Regions from separate parts of the Homo sapiens genome. Here region 2 is linked to region 1. The links are chromatin loops, found by intact Hi-C in ENCODE. Cell type or tissue: heart right ventricle. All regions are shown on one strand. Links, peaks and the distances in the headings refer to the core of each region. The heading gives the core; the rest is flanking DNA.

Region 1 (5,387 bases), core at 78-5,077:
TCTGAAATAAGCTTTTGCTTTCTACCACTACTTCATGAGTTGTGCCAAGAAGGAAGCTCTGTCACCCCTGTTTATGAAAGGGTTGGAGTAGAGCTGTTTTCTATAAAAAGCTTCATTAGGTAGGGAAGATTCTGATGCTTTCCTAGTGGATAGAATAGAAAGGCTAACCCATAAGGGCTCGCATCATCAAGAGAGACCAAAATTTGGTTTTGACTTCACAGAAAGGCATGACCCAAGAATAAAAGTGAAAATAGTAGTATCTCCACTTTTTAGAAGAGAGACATCCCGAGAGAAAATAAAAATGTAAATATCTTTTTAAAAAGCTGAACCTCTAATAATTAAGATACAAAAATTAAGGTAGGCTGGATGCAGTGGCTCATGCCTGTAATCCCAGCATATTGGGAGTCTGAGGAGGGAGGATCCCTCAAGCCAGGAGTTCACAACCAGCCTGGGCAACACAGCCACTCAAGAGGCTGAGGCAGGTGAATCACTTGAGCCCAGGAGTTCAAGGCTGCAATGAGCTATGATTGCACCACTGCACTCCAGCCTGGGCAAACAGAGTGAGACACTGTCTCAAAAAAAAAAAAAAAAAAAAAAAAAAAGCAAGGCAAATGAGGTATTATTATAAACCAACTAAAGTACAACAATGTAAGAATTTTTGTTTGAAATAACACTCAATGGTAGTGAGATTGGAGTAAAACCTCACAGACTTAGCTGATAAAATTGCAAATCAGTAAAATCATTTAGAAAAGCAAAATGAAAATAGAGTTACTTCTGAGACAATAATAACATTCATAAGAAATGAGAAATAAAAAGCTTTTTGAGATATGATCATTATAGCATTGTGCATATTACTTTTAAAATATCTAGAAACAGCCTAAATTTCATAGAGTGAAGAAATGGTTTAGTAAATCATAATATATCAGCATGAGGGAACTGAAATGTAGTTCATAGAAACCAAAAAAGCATTTCTTCATTCCTTAGAAATATGAAAGCTGGCTGGGCATGTTGGCTCTTGTCGGTCATCCTAGCACTTTGGGAGGCCAAGACAGGAGGATCACTTGAGGCCAGGAGTTCGAGACCAGCCTGGGCAACATGGTGAAACCCTGTCTCTGCTAAAAATACAAAAAATTAGCCAGGCATGGTGGCACACACCTGCCATAATCCCAGCTACTCTGGAGGCTGAGGCACGAGAATCACTTGAACCCGGCAGGTAGAGATTGCAGTGAGCCAAGATCACACCACTGCACTCCAGCCTGGGCAACAGAGCAAGACCCTATCAAAAAAAAAAAAAAAAAAAGGAAGAAGAGAAATGCGAAAGTTAAATTTTAAAAAGCCTTATATAGTATGTTCAGTGTTATTTTAGACATGCTTAAAATATATACATATACACATATGTATATATGTATATCTATATATGTAATGATACAGAAAGATAAAATGTAGGCCAGAGGTATCCAACCATTTGGCTTCCCTGGACCTCACTGGAAGAAGACTTATCTTGGGCCACACATAAAGTACACTAACACTAAGGACAGCTGATGAGCTTAAAAACAAAATGTCGCAAAAAAATCTCATAGCGTTTTAAGAAAGTTTACAAATTTGTGTTGGGCAGCATTCAAAGCTGTCTTGAACCAAGGGTTGGACAAGCTTGATGTAAACATTATAACATTTGAATCAAAAGTAAAGATTATGCTGTTTTTCCTTTTTATACAAAATTTTTAAAATCTAATTTTATGTCAAATTGTGTGTTTCCTGGGAAAGGGAATTAACTACTCAGATAATCGTTTTTAAACAGGTTTCTGAGAAACTGTCTTTTATATTTTGAGCTTCAGTGTAAGTTTTGTGCTTTTAATTTTTTTGAATAAATAATACATGGTTCCAAACTCAAAAGATACAAAAATATAGATTAAAAAGTGAATCTCATTGCCACCCTGTCCCTCAGCCATCCAACTGCCTCTTCCTGGAAATAATAAATATTATTGATTCTTTCCTACACTACTACAGATATTCCATGCATAAACAAGCAAATAAAAACCATGTATAAATGTATATTTTTATTTTTCATATAATATTAAAGTTGAATATAGCTGAGCTCTTAGAAAAATTAAAATACAGAAGTCCATTTAAGAATTCAGCAAATGGCTAAGCATGCTGGCTCACACCAATAATCCCAGCACTTTGGGAGGCCAAAGCAAGAGAATCCCTTGAACCCAGGAGTTCAAGGGCAAGTAGGACCAGCCTGGGCAACATAGTGAGACCTCGTCTGTATTAAAAATAATAATAATAAATTTTAAAATTTAAAAAAATAATAATTCATCAAACCTTCAAAAATTAAATACCTTTAATAATGACCCTCTCTTCATACTCTTTAAGAAGCATTTTGTCTTTCCAGTTAAGAAAATTTGCGAATTCCAGATAGTTAATGAAGCCATCATTATCCACATCACAGTAGTCAAATAGCTGGTCCAGGAGCTTGTCATCTAAACTCAAGTTGGCCTGGTCACAAGCTTCCTGCAGCTCGTCTTTATCTATCATCCCATCTCCCTTCTGTTATACAGGAAGCAAAAGAACATAAAATGGGAGTTGTCTTCAAGAGCAGAGTAGGCAACATTATTTAGTTTAAGAAAAAAGAAATAGCTTCATCACATAAATTCAAATTTGTCTCAATTTTCACAGAAGAGGAGTCAAATACGCTGGTTAGACCGTGGTAGAGCATTATTACCATGATATGGGCTTGACATTTCATATGACCAATAGGTGTGTACTTTTGACAGCTCTCTACAATTTTTATCCTTACAAAGTTTTTAATACCTTCTGTGTTTTAACCTGGCAATAAATGGCCCTTCATTTCATTGCCTGTTATTAAGGAGAAATTGGGGAGATAGTTGCAGGACAAGTTCACGGAGGTGGGTTCAAAGACAGTGGTCTGGTTTTCATAACACTCCTATGGGCAAGAGGGAAATGCTACCAATCTGATGGTCAGCCCCATTGAAACAAGTAACACTAAGATTCATCCTGGTAAGTAGGGGGAGGAGGGTGGAGGGAAAAAGTCTCACCTCCTTTCAGACAGCAGTTAAAGACAGAAGTACCTACACTGAGTATGAACAGAGGGAAATGTATAAGGGCTCTCAGCAGAAACTGGCTGATTCACTTGGGAGATGAAGGGGCAGAGCACACAATGTTCGTTAAGGAAGAATGTCAACAGCTGGGACATCTTAGCACTCAGTCCCTCCTGCAGTCTATCAAGCCAACCTTAAATCCATTCAGAGATGATGGCAAAGGTCCCAGTTTTCTTGTTTGTTTCTGCAGTGAATTCTTCCTGCTATAAGGGAGCTTTGGCCCCCTCAGAGAGACTTCCCTGAGAGGAAATAACTCCCAAGAGGAATCATAAATGAGTCACTGCGTAGTATTTAAGCTCTTACTGCCCAGGACTGGATTTACAATGCTGATGGAGGCAATCCCCTGGAGAACGAGAAACTGACTCGATGAATTATAAATTCTTGCAGTCAGACCCACAGCCCTGGAAAACTTCCCTACTTAACCCTTGTATTCAAACAGAATGAGAACTTAAAATATATGATCTTGACAATACAGCTGCAAATGCCCTGGATTAAAGCAGACTCCTTTATAAAAGTCTCTACTACAGGCCAGGCACGGTGGCTCATGCCTGTAATCCCAGCACTTTGGGAGCCTGACCAACACGGAGAAATCCCGTCTCTACTGAAAATACAAAATTAGCCAGCGTGGTGGCACATGCCTGTAATCCCAGCTACTCGGGAGGCTGAGGCAGGAGAATCGCTTGAATCCAGGAGGCCGAGGTTGCAGTGAGCCGAGACTGCGCCATTGCACTCCAGACTGGGCAACAAGAGTGAAATTCCATCTCAAAAACAAACAAAAGTCTCTACTACAACCAAAAATGCAAACCCACACTCATCCTAGCTGAAAAGCAATGCGGGATGTGGCTGTTGAATCAAGAGAGCCCCAAAACTGAAACAGATGCTGTCAACGATAAATTACCGCCTAATATGCAGGGCTTTGTGTGCACTGAAAACACTGGTGGTTTGTTTCATGGAGCTACCATGCCACCACCATGCCACTCAAAATCAAAGTAAATATTTCTTACTTACTAGTGCAAAGCCATTCTCTCCCTCTGCACCCTTAATCCCTCCCTCCCCCAAGCCCTGATCTCATCCGCTTTAGGGAGAAAGATGATTAGAAGTAGGACCAAGGGCTCCAGGTCTTCAAGAGGGATGCATCTGTTCAGTGGGGTGAGATTCTCACATTTTTATGGTTTGGATACAGTTCCCAAAGTCATCATCATAGTCAGTCCTGGGAGAGGATGGTAGGGAAGGATGTCCGAATTCAGTTAATGGGGTTTGGGCACAGTTTGCAGAGAAGAATTAAAGATAACCATGTATTATTGCTACGGCTTCCAAGCCTGAATATTTAATTGGTATTGATGCTTTCCATGTCTGTAGAGTGAATGTTCATATGTGACAGAGGGGATTATCCTGATCAAGAAGAGCCATGTATAGACAATTGTTATTACCTTTGGGACCCCATAACCCTAATGACTCCTTTGAGTTACAAGTCTATAACTGGTGGTTTTGCCAATTAGAGCCTCTGGAAAAGAAAGGCAACCTTCACTTGGAGGTGCACCGTGAAGTTTAGGACTTATTGCCTCCCTAACATAATTACCAGGTAGACCTCTTTTGAAAAGCAGCTATTAGCCTGTCACTGAGCTCTTCTGGAAACTGAACACTGGACCCATGGAGGCCTTCTGACTCTCCAGCCAATAATCATTTTGAGGCCGGCCAACTTGGACTAAATGACTAACAAAATGAAAAAGGAGCAAACAAGCCTCATATGTCAAATGGAAATGGCATATTCAAGAATGCAGCCAGCCCAACCCCAGTAACATCTCAGCTTTACGTGTAAAAGAGTAGCAATATTTTTGTTGTTGTTATTGCTGCTGCTGCTGAGACAGGCTATCAATCAGTTGTGCAGGCTGGAATGCAGTGGCACAATCATAGTTCACTGCAGCCTCAAACTCCTGGGCTCAGGTGATCCTCCTGCCTCAGCCTACTGAGTAGCTGGCACTACCACTCCTGGCTAACTATTTGTGTTTACTTGTAGAGATGGAGTCTCACTATGTTACCCAGGCTGGTTTCAAACTCCCAGCCTCAAACTATCCTCCTGCCTCAGCCTCCCAAAATGCTAGAATTGTAGGTGTGAGCCACCACACTCAGCTGAGAAGTGATCCTTTAGAAAAAAAAAATTATTCACCACTCTGTCACCTGAAGCAAAGCCACTGGCTCAAGAGGACCCTCAATTCACAGAACCTCCTCTAAATGCCTGGGCCTGTTTCACTTATAGTCTGGCTG
Region 2 (5,387 bases), core at 309-5,308, 54 kb after region 1:
GGTCTCCCTCTTTCATGCTCCCATAGCACCTCAAACTTATTTGTAACAGTATTTATCCTACTATGATCTATGTGGGTTTCCATGTCTGTGTACTAAACTAGATGCTCCTTGAAGAGCAAGCCTTCTAATAGAATGCACAGGGTCTGATCTAAAAAAGGCTTTGATAAACCACTGTAAAACCGAACAATTGATATTGAACTGGCATGGATGACACTCTGGCACCCTCCAACAACTTAGTGTTATAGATTTGATTGTATCTCCTCTACAGGAGTTTAAGGCCCACTGCCCCTATTGACTCAGCCATCTTCCGACATCTCTCAAACACCACCTTCCTCATGAAGACTACTCAATTTCCTGCCCCAGTTTGGAATGATCTGTCCAATTCCTTTAAAGGCTTACTTTCTATGTACTTCTTTTTTTATGAGATTACAGGCCTTTTTAGGCAAATTTTGACTGGGAAAAATTAAACTACATTGACTGATCAAAAAAGAAAAAAAACTGCCACAGAATTTGCTACATATTTGGGTCCTTCAGTGTTTTAAGTGTGTGGAACAATGCTACATCTGTACTTGGGCTGGCTTATTCAGTGTTGGGCCCTGAGAAAGCACCATCAGAGGGAGGAGATCCACCAACAGTGAATCCCCTAGGCATTCCTCCTGCACTCTGCTAGAGCTTTGTAATGATGGGATTGCAGACTCTCTCCAGCTCTTTCTGCTGATGTTCAAATTCTTCCTTCTCAACAGCCTGATTCTTATCTATCCAGTTAATAATTTCATTACGCCTGACAAGAATCTTCTGTTTGTCTTCATCGTGAATCTTGCCTTGAAGTTTCTCATCTTCAACAGTTGCTTCCATGTTGAATTCATAGGATTCAAGGGAATTCTTTGATGACACCTGTCTCTGCTTCTCATCTTCAGCTTTGTACTATTCAGCCTCCTGGACCACACATTTAATGTCTTTCTTGCTAAAATGGCCCTTGTCATTAGTGACAGTAATCTTGTTCTTTTTCCTGTACTCTTGTGCACAGCAGAGACACTGAAGATGCCATTGGCATCAATATCAAATGTGACTTCAATGTGAGGAACACCTTGGAGTGCCAAAGGTATGCCTGTGAGTTGAAACTTGCCAAGCAGGTTGCTATCCTTGGTCATGACATGCTCACCTTCATAAACCTGAATAAGCACATCAGGCTGCCTGTCAGAGTAGGTAGTGAAGGTCTGTCTGCTTGGAAGGAATGGTAGTATTATGCTTAATGAGAACAGTCATGACTACACCATCGGTTTCAATACCATGGGAAGGAAGAATGACATACAAGAGCAACAAATCTTGAGCATTTTCAGATTTGTTGCCAGACAGAATGGCTGCTTGGACAGCTGCACCATAAGCAACAGCTTCATTAGGGCTGATGCTCTTATTCAGTTCTTTTCCATTGAAAAAGTCTTGGAGAAGCTTCTGAATCCTGGGGATAAAAGTAGAACCACCATCCAGGAAAATATCATGAATCTGTGACTTGTCTAGTTTGGTGTCTTGAAGGGCTTTCTCTATAGGGTCCAGGTGTCACAGAACAGGTCAGCATTCAGTTCTTCAAATAGGGCATGTGTAAGAGGTATAGACATTGATTCATTCATAGAGAAAATGGATCTCAATACTAGCCTGGCTGCTCAAGAAAGAGTGTACTTAGCATGTTCACAAGCAGTATGGGGATGTCAGACAGCTCTCTTATTCTCACTGATGTCCTTTGTATGCTTGTACTTGAACTCAGCAATAAAATGGTGGACCACTTGGTTGTCAGTGTTTTCCACCTAAGTGGGTGTCTCCTGCTGTAGATTTCACCTCAAAGATTCCATCCTCAACAGTGAGGACTGACACATTAAAAGTGCCACTTCCAGGTCAAGCGCAATGGCTCACGCCTGTAATCCTAGCACTTTGGGAGGCTGAGGCAGGCGGATCACCTGAGGTCAAGAGTTCAAGACCAGCCTGGCCAACATGGAAAAACCCCGTCTCTACTAAAAATACGAAAATTAGCTGGGCATGGTGGTGCATGCCTGTAATCCCAGCTACTCGGGAGGCTGAGGCACAAGAATCGCTTGAACCCGGGAGGCAGAGGTTGCAGTGAGCCAAGATTGCGCCACTGCACTCCAGCATGAGCAACAAGAGTGAGACTCCATCAAAAAAAAAAAAAAAAGGCCAGGAACAGTGGCTCACACCTGTAATCCCAGCACTTTGGGAGGCTGAGGGGGGGCAGATCACCTGAAGTCAGGTGTTTGAGACCAGCCTGGCCAACATGGTGAAACCACGTCTCTACTAAAAATACAAAAAAAATTACCCAGGCGTGGTGGTGGGCACCTGTAATCCTAACTACTCAGGAGGCTGAGGCAGGAGAATCACTTGAACCTGGGAGGCAGAGATTGCAGTGAGCCGAGATCGCACCACTCCAGCCTGGGTGACAGAGCGAGAATCCATCTCAAGAAAATAAATAAATAAAAATTTAAAAGTACCACTTCTAAGGTCAAAGATCAGCACATTTCATTGAGCTCCAACCTTTTGCCTAAGGCATAAGCAATAGAAGCAGCAGTTAGCTCATTGATAATTCTCAGTACATTGAGATAAGCAATAGTTCCAGCATCTTTGGTAGCTTTGATGCTGAGAATCATTAAACCAAGCTGATATTGTGACCACAGCATTGGTAACACTCTTTCCAAGGTAGGCTTCTGCCATTTCCTTCATCTTTGTCAGAATAACAGAGCAGCTGTCCCCAACCTTTTTGGCACCAGGGACCAGTTTCATGGAAGACAATTTTTCCACAGACCAAGTTGCAGGGGGTAGGATCGGGGGAAGATAGTTTTAGGACAATTCAAGCACATTACATTTATTGTGCACTTTATATTATTATTACATTGTAATATATAATGAAATAATTATATAACTCACCATAATGTACAATCAGTAGGAGCCCTGAACTTGTTTTCCTGCCACTAGACGGTCCCATCTGGAGGTGATGGAAGAGAGTGACAGATCATCAGGCATTAGATTGTCATAAGAAGTGCTAGATCCCTTGTGTGTGCAATTCACAATAGAGTTCACACTCCTATGAGAATCTAATGCTGCCACTGATCTGACAGGAGGGGGAGCTCAGGTGGTAATGTGAATGATGGGGAGCAGCTGTAAATACAGATGAAGCTTCACTGACTTGCTGCCACTCACCTCCTGCTGGGCAGCCAGTTCCTAACAGGCCACAGTCCAGTACCAGTCCATGGCCCTAGAGGACACCTTTCTGGACAGAAGTTTTTTTTATCTCTCCCTTGTATTCTACTTGGACCTTGGGCCTGCCAACATTATTCACTACCATGAAGGGCCAATGCTTCATATCAGACTGGACAACAGCATAATCAAGTCTGTGTCCAATCAGCAATCAGATTTGGCATCAAAAACTGTGTTCATGGGGTTCATTGCAACTTGATTCTTTGTGGCATCACTGAGCAATTGTTCAGTATCAGTAAAGGTGACATAGCTTGGAGTGATTCAATTTCCCTGATCATTGGCAATTACCTCTATTTTTACATGCTGGAAAACACCCACACAAGAGTAGATGGTGCCAAGATGAATACCAACTGCAGGTCCTTTAAACAGGGTTGTTTGCATGTAGGCCGGATTGGATTCTGAAGAAAGACATAGGAACCCCAAAAGTGGCCACAGCATTCAATAAATCCCCATAAATTCTTCAAATGACTTTGCAGTATGTAAATCCAGGTAAGGGCTCATTCAATTCATTCATTCATTCTACAAACAGGTATTGAGTCCCTCCCTATTTTGTGTCAGTGTTGGGAATACAGTTAGCCCTCTGTATTCCATCGAAAGTATTTGAGTTAAAAAATGAAAAAAACACAAAATAATACAAATTAAAAAAATACAACTATTTACATATCATTTACATTGTATTACTTATTGTAAGTAATCTGAAGATGATTTAAAGCATACAGAATAGCCTACATGCAAATACTACACCATTTTACATGAGACTAGAGCATCTGCAAATTTTGGTACCCATATGGTGGGGGAATAAGGGAGTGTCCAAGAACCAATCACAAGCAGATGGACTGACTGTATAACCCAACCCCTATCTCATGGAGCTTATATTCTAGTAGGGATAGATAACCATTAAGTGGAACGATGCGTAATATCATATCAAATGGTGCTAAGTGTTATGAAGACAATGCATAATATCATATCAAACAGTGCTGTTATGAAGACAACAGACTACTTCGATATGTAACAAAGCATTTAGAATTAGTGGGCTTAGAAGTCCCTTAGGTAGATGACATTTGAGCTGAAGCCTGAATGATGCCCTCCAAAGACACAAGCTTTTGAAACATGACTAGCTTAAGTTTTCACAGCCTTTTATTCACTGACTTGCTACTACGCCAATGTTAGAGTTACCGTTGGTTTGTCTCCAGGAAAAATTTTGAATTGTCTCCAGACAGTTCCAGTTAAAAGTAAATGTAACCATTCATTATCATCTATGCAAAGATTCATTCTTTAGCTACACAAGGGAGGACAGATTTCCTGGAAGAGAAGGAAAAGGTTATGGGATCCTGTGAATGGTAGAGAGACACCTGCCACTGGGAATTTGTTATTGAGTATTTAGAGATTTGAGGGCAGTATAAGCATCAAAGACAGTGTTTAAGTCTTCATGATTATTTATCCATTTTGTACCTTCCTTAACAAGTTCTATCAACTGGTAGGACTCCACATTTGACACTAAAATATATACAATTATCAGTCCTCCTCAGTTATCTGGGGCTATGAAAAAGAAAACATAGGCATATTGCAAGTGGCAATAAAACAACAGAGCTTTACTGTGTCATTTCAATTTCTCTAAAACTACTACCGGATCTTTAGAAATGCCAGCCACCAGGGCAGCACTCTTCCAGGCAAACATTATGACTAAACTGTAAAATATTGTGAAAAGTATTCATGAAGGAGGTGAAGACAAAATCACTAAACAGGAACGAGTGAAGAAGCAACATACTGGAACGATGAAATAGGGAGTTTTTTGCAATTTATAAATTTCAGCATCAAATGTTTTTCATTGTGAGGTCTTCTTAATGTTCGTGATTCTAAATGTAATTAAGTTCACCAATACTTTGGGGGTCCCTATTATAGCAGTCAAGGGTCTTCTGTGAAGAACTGAAATGATGAATAACTGATGGTCACAGCCCTTAAAAACCTTATAATTCAATGAAAGGCTAAGGAGAAAAGTCCAGGTGCTCATTAGCTATTAAAATAAGGCAGATTTTAAGACAGCCATTATACAGAGTAAGGCAAAGTATTGTGAAATTACAGAAAAAATAATAATTGAATCCAGTAGAAGTATCTGCAGATGCGGT

What was found. Hi-C counts contacts between places; a loop is a spot of excess contacts. Peaks named below come from ENCODE experiments on the same cell type or tissue, not always from the same donor. Only the 100,000 strongest peaks of a DNase experiment are listed, where the experiment ranks them.
Region 2: a loop joins it to region 1, with 2.4 times the contacts of the local background. A loop is called at or near these places in 34 of 110 quality-filtered maps.

What each region holds. Positions count from the first base shown.
Region 1 is chr3:19,886,102-19,891,488 of GRCh38, forward strand. It overlaps EFHB (EF-hand domain family member B), which reads right to left. Exons shown (of 13, transcript NM_144715.4): 10 at 2,343-2,550. Among named protein-coding and RNA genes, the nearest start is that of EFHB, 45 kb to the right of the region's middle. RefSeq lists an enhancer at 957-1,126. In heart right ventricle, for the core only: no CTCF peak of the experiment used is centred there; a DNase peak (open chromatin) is centred at 3,184; H3K4me3 peaks cover 804 bases; H3K27ac peaks cover 1,361 bases.
Region 2 is chr3:19,939,687-19,945,073 of GRCh38, forward strand. It overlaps a transcript of EFHB not described here and the pseudogene HSPA8P18. Among named protein-coding and RNA genes, the nearest start is that of RAB5A, 4.7 kb to the right of the region's middle. In heart right ventricle, for the core only: no CTCF peak of the experiment used is centred there; no DNase peak of the experiment used is centred there.